Regions from separate parts of the Homo sapiens genome. Here region 1 is linked to region 2. Evidence: read pairs that join two places in POLR2A ChIA-PET (ENCODE). Cell type or tissue: PC-9. All regions are shown on one strand.

Region 1 (4,000 bases), 170 kb after region 2:
AAGCTACGTATCCCTTTCAACAGAAACTAGTCACATGGTTTCATGTAATAAAGACACCCACTTTTCAGAAACCCAGGCAATAAGTTTTCTTTCACTTAGGCTATAAAAAAAATCACCCTGCTTATAAAGTTTATTTACGGTCTAGAAAGGAAAAGTCTAAATAGGTCCCTTCCTGCTTTAAGGTATTAGAACATAATGTCTCTAATAAAAAGTCATTATATGGGGTAAATCAGGAAGAGAGAGGAGGCAAGAGGTCAAAGGCCTTGATTAAAAGATTTTCAGGAAAACATCCCTACTGACTCTTATCTTTCCTGAGAAGAGGGGGAGAATATGCCAAATATTTCACTACAATACTTGAGTAAAAGAAGGGATTTTTAGAATCGGGGGGAAAAAGACTTATTATATTGCCTCCCTTTATACATCAAACCCAAGTTTTGGATGATTTGCACACCCTGAACATCTGGATCTTCTGGGCCTTAACTTCGGAGAAGATATTATAAATCAAGGACTCGGCAATTTTAAGTGTTAAAAAGGGGCAGAGTTAAACTGGGATCTATCCAAATCATACTTAGACATAAGTAAGCAAAGGAGCAAACAAACACCAAACTGCTTAATTCAAGTCGGAAGTATTTTAGAGCTTACGCTTATAGAAAACATTAGGGCAGCAAAATGTCTGCCTGTAGTCTCATTAGCATTCCTGCAAAGAGGTGGATGAGAATAAACTTCCCCAGGGTAAGAGACACCAAGGAGGGTTCCCAATAGGGATTCTGTAATATGACTACTTCCTCTTTTGAGAGATTTTGAAAGCATACTTTTAAGATTTTGTTGCTGAACCACAATAAATAGACAATTAAAAAGTAGACCCACCCATTGAGTTAGTGCTAGTGGAATATGTCCTTCTGGAAGTGCCATATGGAGATTAAAAGAAAAAAAAAAAAAGCTCTTTACTCATTGTGGCCAAGATTCCTTGGTACTTGGTGCCAGGGCCAGGATATTACCCCAGATGTCCTAGCCAAATTCAAGGTTGGCTAATTACACTCTGACAAACTACAAGCAACAAAAAAAGTCTCCCTCTGTTCCCTTGATTGAAACCTGAAGAGGTCACTCTTCCTTGAAATTGTTTTTATTTTTTAATTTTGATTGAATTGTACACTTTAATATGTGTACTTTGGTTTTGGGGGTTTGTTTTTTGTTTGTTTGTTTTTTTTGAGACAGGGTCTCACTCTGTTGTCCAGCTTGGAGTGCAGTGGCGTGAACACAGCTCACTGTAGCCTCCTGGGATCAGATTTCTTGGGTTTAAGAGATCCTCCTGCCTCAGCCTCCCAAGTAGGTGGGACTACAGGCATGTATCATCATATTCAGCTAGTTTTTTTAAGTTTTTGTAGAGACGGAAGTCTCAATGTGTTGCCCAGGCTGATCTCAAACTCCTGGACTCAAGCGATCCTCCTGCCTTACTCTCCCAAAGTGCTGGGATTATAGACATGAGCCACTGCACCTGGCCAAATATCTGTTTTGTTTTGTTGTTTCTTTTTTGAGACGGAGTTTCTATCTTTTTGCCCAGGCTGGAGTGCAATGGCGCAATCTCAGCTCACTGCAACCTCCACCTCAAAGGTTCAAGTGATTCTCCTGCCTCAGTCTCCCAAGTAGGTGGGATTACAGGCACCTGCCACCATGCCTGGTTAATTTTTTGTATTTTTAGAAGAGACGGGGTTTCACCATGTTGGCCAGGATGGTCTTGATCTCTTGACCTTGTGATGCACCCGCCTCGGCCTCCCAAAGTGCTGGGATTTACAGGCATGAGCCACCACGCCCAGCCCAAAATTCTTGTACAGTACCATCGGTCATTATGGTTTCCCTTAAGAGTGCATTGTAACTCAAATGCCAACTTAAAGCATACGGATTCTTTGAGTTCCGCCTATATGGGAAACACATTATGTATATTAAAAATGCTAAAAAAAAATTAGCTGGGCATGGTGGCGCATGCCTATAATCCCAGCTACTCAGGAGGCTGAGGCATGAGAATCCTCTGAACCCAGGAGGTGGAGGCTGCAGTGAGTCAAGATTACACCAGTACACTCCAGCCTCGGCGACGGAGTGAGACTCTGTCTCAAAAAATAATAATAATAAATAATTTTTTAAAAAAACATAAGACGCTGTTAATAGTTTAAAGCCTCCCTAAACAGCTATCTAAAAACTCGTATCTTGGCAAATACTGACGACTGACACTGCTTTCCAATTAAGATTGAAAAGTGGCTGGGCGCAGTGGCTCACGCCTGTAATCCCAGCACTTTGGGAGGCAGAGGCGGGCGGATCACGAGGTCAGGAGATCAAGACCATCCTGGCCAACACAGTGAAACCCCATCTCTACTAAAAATACAAAAAAATTAGCCGGGTGTGGTGGCGGGCGCCTGTAGTCCCAGCTACTCGGGAGGCTGAGGCAGGAGAATGCCGTGAACCTGGGAGGCGGAGCTTGCAGTGAGCCGAGATGGCGCCACTGCACTCCAGCCTGGGCGACAGAGTGAGACTCCATCTCAAAAAAAAAAAAAAAAAAAAGTGTTATCTAAAGTTTTCTATTAAACATAGATTTTGGCTAGGCACAGTGGCTCACGCCTGTAATCCCACCACTTTGGGAGGCCAAGGCGGGTGGATCACCTGAGGTCAGGAGTTTGAGACCAACCTGGCCAAAATGGTGAAACACTGTTTCTACTAAAAATGCAAAAATCAGCCGTGCGTGGTGGAGTGTGCCTGTAATCCCAGCTACTCAAGAGGCTGAGGCAGGAGAATTGCTTGAACCCGGGAGGCAGAGGTTGCAGTGAGCTAAGATCGTGCCACTGCACTCCAGCTTGAGTGACAGAGGGAGACTCCATCTCAAAAAAAAACCCATAGATTTTGAACTATAAAACTTTAAGACTAAAAAGGACGGCTTTGTTACAAGGTGCGCAATTCCAGGAAAAAGCTATATACACCAATATCAAGTTATCAGGCCTCCCAAAGTTAAGCAAGATCCTGGGCCTGGCACGGTGGCTCATGCCTGTAATCCCAGCACTGTGGGAGGCTGAGGTGGGTGCATCATGAGGTCAGGAGTTCAAGACCAGCCTGGCCAAGATGGTGAAACCCTGTCTCTACTAAAAACACAAAAACTATCTGGGCGTGGTGGCAGGCGCCTGTAATCCCAGCTACTCAGGAGGCTGAGGCAGAGAATCGCTTGAACCCGGGAGGCAGAGGTTGCAGTGAGCCAAGATAGCGCCACTGCTCTCCAGCCTGGGTGATAGAAAAAAAAAGTCCTGAACAGTCCTGAACAGATGGATAGAAATAGGAAAGTATACACTCAATAGCACATCTGAACATCAAGTACTGGGCTGGCCTTTGTGCCATTGCCAAGGTATTCTGTACATTACTTAAAATAACCTAAACTGGGCTCAATTTCTATTCACTAGCTGTGTGGACTTTTAGGCAAATTAGGGAAATTCTTTGAGCCTCATTTTCCCCCATATCTTTATCTTCATCAAAATCATTAATAACATGACATAGTCAGCACAGTAGTACAAGCCTACAGTCCCAGCTACTGGGGAGGTTGAGATGAGAGGATCACTTAAGCTCAGGAATTTGAGTCTAGCTTGGGCGATATAACAAGACCCCTTCTCAAAAAATTAATTAAAAATAACATGGTGGCCGAGAGCAGTGGCTCACACCTGTAATCCCAGCACTTTGGGAAGCTGCAGTGGGTAGATCACCTGAGGTCAGGAGTTCAAGAGCAGCCTGACAAACGCAGTGAAACCCCATCTCTACTAAAAATATAAAACTAGCCGGGTGTGGTGGTGTATGCCTGTAATCCCAGCTACTTGGGAGGCTGAGGCAGAAGAATTGCTTGAACCCAGGAGGCAGAGGTTGCAGTAAGCAGAGATCACGCCATTGCACTCCAGCCTGGGCAACAAGAGCGACACTCCATCTCAAAAAATAATTATAACAATAACATGGTGCCCAGGTGTGGTGGATCACA
Region 2 (4,000 bases):
CCGGCCCATGAAGTATTTTTTAAAAAGATGCTGTCCCCCTTGGCAAATTAATAATTTAAAAATATACTCACCTGGAGAATCTCTCTTTTGTAATAATCCAAAACTTTTTGTTTGAGCCCACTATTACACACGGATTGGAGGCAAACTAGTCTTAACACCTTGATCAACGAGTGCTTTTGGGCGATACAATCCTCAATGTAATTGTTGACCTGGAAATAAAGTAGCATACATATACATATACATTTACATATACATACACACACACACACACACACACACACACACACACACAATACATGGTTTAGGAACTTAACTTGATGTTTATTATTATTTTTCAAAGTCCAATAAAGGAGATACGTGGGAAAATGAGTTATTTTTCCACAGTCCCTAACCCTTCCCCGAAATAGCTCTGCTAGCCCCAGCCACACACACACCCTGGCCACCACACACACACACACACCCCACACACACATACATACATACACACACACACACACACACACACACCCCCCAGTGATCAGGCCAAGTCACTGGAGCCCAAGGCCGCTGAGAATACAATTGGTCACTCCATATGCCTGTCTGGACACGTCTGTCTCTAAGGACACGCTTCTGAGAGGCTACCAGATGTCTACTCCATTTCAATAGTATCAACAACTAATCTAGCAAAAAGTATCAGTAATTGTTTTATGTTAGGAATTTTCATAAAGTGAATAATTTAAAATTTGTTAATAGAGCTATTTAAAGGAGTTATATAAGAAACTCTTTCAAAAGAGCAAATACCTTATCTAATACAGTCTTAAAAAGATTTGATTTTAGGGGCCAGGTCTCATGTTGCCATGTATGGCAGAAAGTGTCTTGCACAGAATAATGTTAAATATCTGTTACTTGATAAAATCTACACTTGCACATTTTGCATTTGCTCTTAAAAATATTTAAGTGGCCGGGCGCAGTGACTCACGCCTGTAATCCCAACAGTTTGGGAGGCCAAGGTGGGCGGATCACAAGGTCGGAGATCGAGACCATCCTGGCTAACATGGTGAAACCCCGTCTCTATTAAAAATACAAAAAATTAGCCAGGTGTGGTGGTGAGCGCCTGTAGTCCCAGCTACTCGGGAGGCTGAGGCAGAATGGCGTCAACCCGGGAGGCGGAGCTTGCAGTGAGCAGAGATGGCGCCACTGCACTCCAGCCTGGGCAACAGAGCAAGCTGGGTGACACACAGTGAGACTCCGTCTCAAAAAAAAAAAAAAAAAAAAAAAAAAAAAAGGCAAGGCATGGGAATCAAAGCAATTGGTTTTCTGGCTATAATCTGAGGTTTAATAAGCTTTCAATTACTTGTTAAAGAGGTTTTTTTGTCCACATACCTTATCAGTGTCTATTCCAGACATAAACTCCTGTTCCACGGTTAATTTATCAAAAAAGTCTTCAGAAGCTAAAATGAAATTAGCAAATTTGCAACTTAGAAATTAAATGTTAATTTACTTGAGTGGCATGCTTTTATACACAGAGCACGATTCAGAAACTAGACATGTGGCTGGGCACGGTGGCTCACACCTGTAATCTCAGCACTGTAGGGGGCCGAGGTGGGTGGATCACTTCAGGCCAGGAGTTCAAGACCAGCCTGACCAACATGGCCAAACCCCATCTCTACCAAAAACACAAAAATTAGCTGGGTATGGTGGCACACACCCGTAGTCCCAGCTACTCGGGAGGCTAAGGCACAAGAATCACTTGAGGCGGGGAGGCGGAGGTTACAGTGAGCCAAGATCACACCATTGCTCTCCAGCCTGGGCAACAGAGCGAGACTCTGTCTCAAAAGAAAAGAAACCAGACATCATGCAAAAAAGCAAGCAAGCAATAAGTTCAAGTCATCACCTGAAGAAAATCTTTTAGGAAACATGGAAAACGCTAGGCCTCTGCACTCCTAAGTTACACTAGATACAGTCGACAAGTGCACTCTTTTGTATCCTTAGGATTTCAGTACAGACCCCAGAATGAGCGTCAGTATGAATGAAAGCTAATTTCTCAAGAACATTTCATTTTCATCATTAGGTTCAACCCAATTTCAACTGGTTTCCACTCCTATGAACAGGGAAACAAAGGACTGATTTTCCGATAACTGTGATTTACTTAAGATTCGAAGTATACTTCATAAAACAATCTCCTACTCAGCTTTTACAGCCCTGTGTTGTAACAAACAAACAAACTCATGTCTGCTTTAATAGATGTCTTCTGAGCTCTTTCAAAATACTCAACATATACTCTTTGTACCAATTCTGCACAGAATATTCAAGGGAAGAACATGCGCCAATAAGTAATCCTTCAAAAAAGGAAAAAAGCTGCTGGCCGCGGTGGCTCATGCCTGTAATCCCAGCACTTTGGGAGCCAAGGCAGGCGGATCACCTGAGGTTGGGAGTTTGAGACCAGCCTGACCAACATGGTGAAACACCATCTCTAGTAAAAATAGAAAATAAGCCAGGCGTGGTGGCAAGTACCTGTAATCCCAGCTACTTGGGAGGCTGAGGCAGGAGAATCACTTGAACCCGGGAGGCAGAGGTTGCGGTGAGCCAAGATTGTGCCATTGCACTGCAGCCTGGGCAACAAGAGTGAAACTCCGTCTCAAAAAAAAAAAAAAAAGAAAAAAAGCTAGACTAAAAAAATTAACCATCTCAGATTATGATGGCAAACTTATGGATAATTTTTTTCTCTTATCTACATTCCAAATATTTTTCATATAAATGATAATGAAAAAATTTGAGTTAAAAAATGGACCCTTCCTCTCTTTCTCTTTTTCTTTCTTTCGTTATTTCGAGATGGAGTCCTGCTCTGTCGCCCAGGCCGGAGTGCAGTGGTGCAATCTTGGCTCACTGCAACCTCTGCCTCCCGGTTCAAGCAATTCTCCTGCCTCAGTCTCCTGAGTAGCTGGGATTACAGGTGCCCGCCACCACACCTGGCTAATTTTTGTATTTTTAGTACAGATGGTGTTCCACTATGTTGGCCAGGCTGGTCTCGAATGCCTGACCTCAGGCGATCCACCTGCCTCGGCCTCCCAAAGTGGTGGGATTACAGACATGAGCCACCTCGCCCAGTCTTTTTTTTTTTTAATGGAGTCTCGCTCAACCAGGCTGGAGTGCAGTGGCGTGATTTCAGCTCACTGTAACCTTTGCCTCCAGGGTTCATGTGATTCTCATGCCTCAACCTCCTGAGTAGCTGTAACTACAGGCATGTGCCACCATGCCCAGCTAATTTTTGTATTTTTAGTAGAGACAGGGTTTCGCCATGTTGCCCAGGCTGGTCTTCAATTCCTGGACTCAAGTGATCTGCCTGCCTCAGCCTCCCGAAGTGCTGGGGTTACAGATGTGAGCCATCATGCCTGGCCAACAAATGGAACATTCTTTTTGTTTTGTTTTTCGAGATGGAGTCTCACTCTGTCACCCAGGCTGGAGTGCAGTGGCGTGATGTCGGCTCACTGCAACCTCCGCCTTCCAGGTTCAAGCAATTCTCCTGCCTCAGCCTCCCAGGTAGCTGGGACTACAGATGCATACCACTGTGCCTGGCTAATTTTTGTATTTGTAGTAGACATGGGGTTTCATCATGTTGGCCAGGCTGGTCTCAAACTCCTGACCTCAAGTGATCTGCCCGTCTTGGCCTCCCGAAGTGCTGGGATTACAGGCATGAGCCACCATGCCCCGCCTGGAATATCCTTAACTATTAACATATGTATACTTCATTAACACTGAGAAGAACACGTGGTATTAAGACAGAGCTGACTCTCCCGAAGAGGCATTGTGGTGTTGATGACCTAGGTGTCAAACGTTGTATGTGCAAGTAGCCCCAGACTGAAACAATCATTACAAAGGATACTCACTAGTGACATCTTTGATCAATTCTGCAATTGAGGTATGGTTTGCAAGCGAGCCCCTTGCTGCCTGCATGTGGGGCAACTGGGAAACAAACTGCTTGATCTCCCCCACGGTCTTAGCATTGTGTCTTTCCTGAAAT

Evidence for each region. ChIA-PET counts read pairs that join two places held together with the same protein. Peaks named below come from ENCODE experiments on the same cell type or tissue, not always from the same donor. Only the 100,000 strongest peaks of a DNase experiment are listed, where the experiment ranks them.
Region 1: POLR2A ChIA-PET joins it to region 2 with 5 read pairs; 2 of 35 experiments call an interaction of 5 or more read pairs at or near these places.

The regions. Positions count from the first base shown.
Region 1 is chr12:122,412,949-122,416,948 of GRCh38, forward strand. All of the region lies in intron 1 of CLIP1 (CAP-Gly domain containing linker protein 1), which reads right to left. Among named protein-coding and RNA genes, the nearest start is that of CLIP1, 7.7 kb to the right of the region's middle. RefSeq lists enhancers at 3,188-3,247, 3,288-3,407. In PC-9, no CTCF peak of the experiment used is centred here; no DNase peak of the experiment used is centred here; H3K27ac peaks cover 1,585 bases.
Region 2 is chr12:122,238,516-122,242,515 of GRCh38, forward strand. It overlaps VPS33A (VPS33A core subunit of CORVET and HOPS complexes), which reads right to left. Exons shown (of 13, transcript NM_022916.6): 8 at 3,867-3,993; 9 at 1,363-1,430; 10 at 72-209. Among named protein-coding and RNA genes, the nearest start is that of DIABLO, 14 kb to the left of the region's middle. In PC-9, no CTCF peak of the experiment used is centred here; no DNase peak of the experiment used is centred here.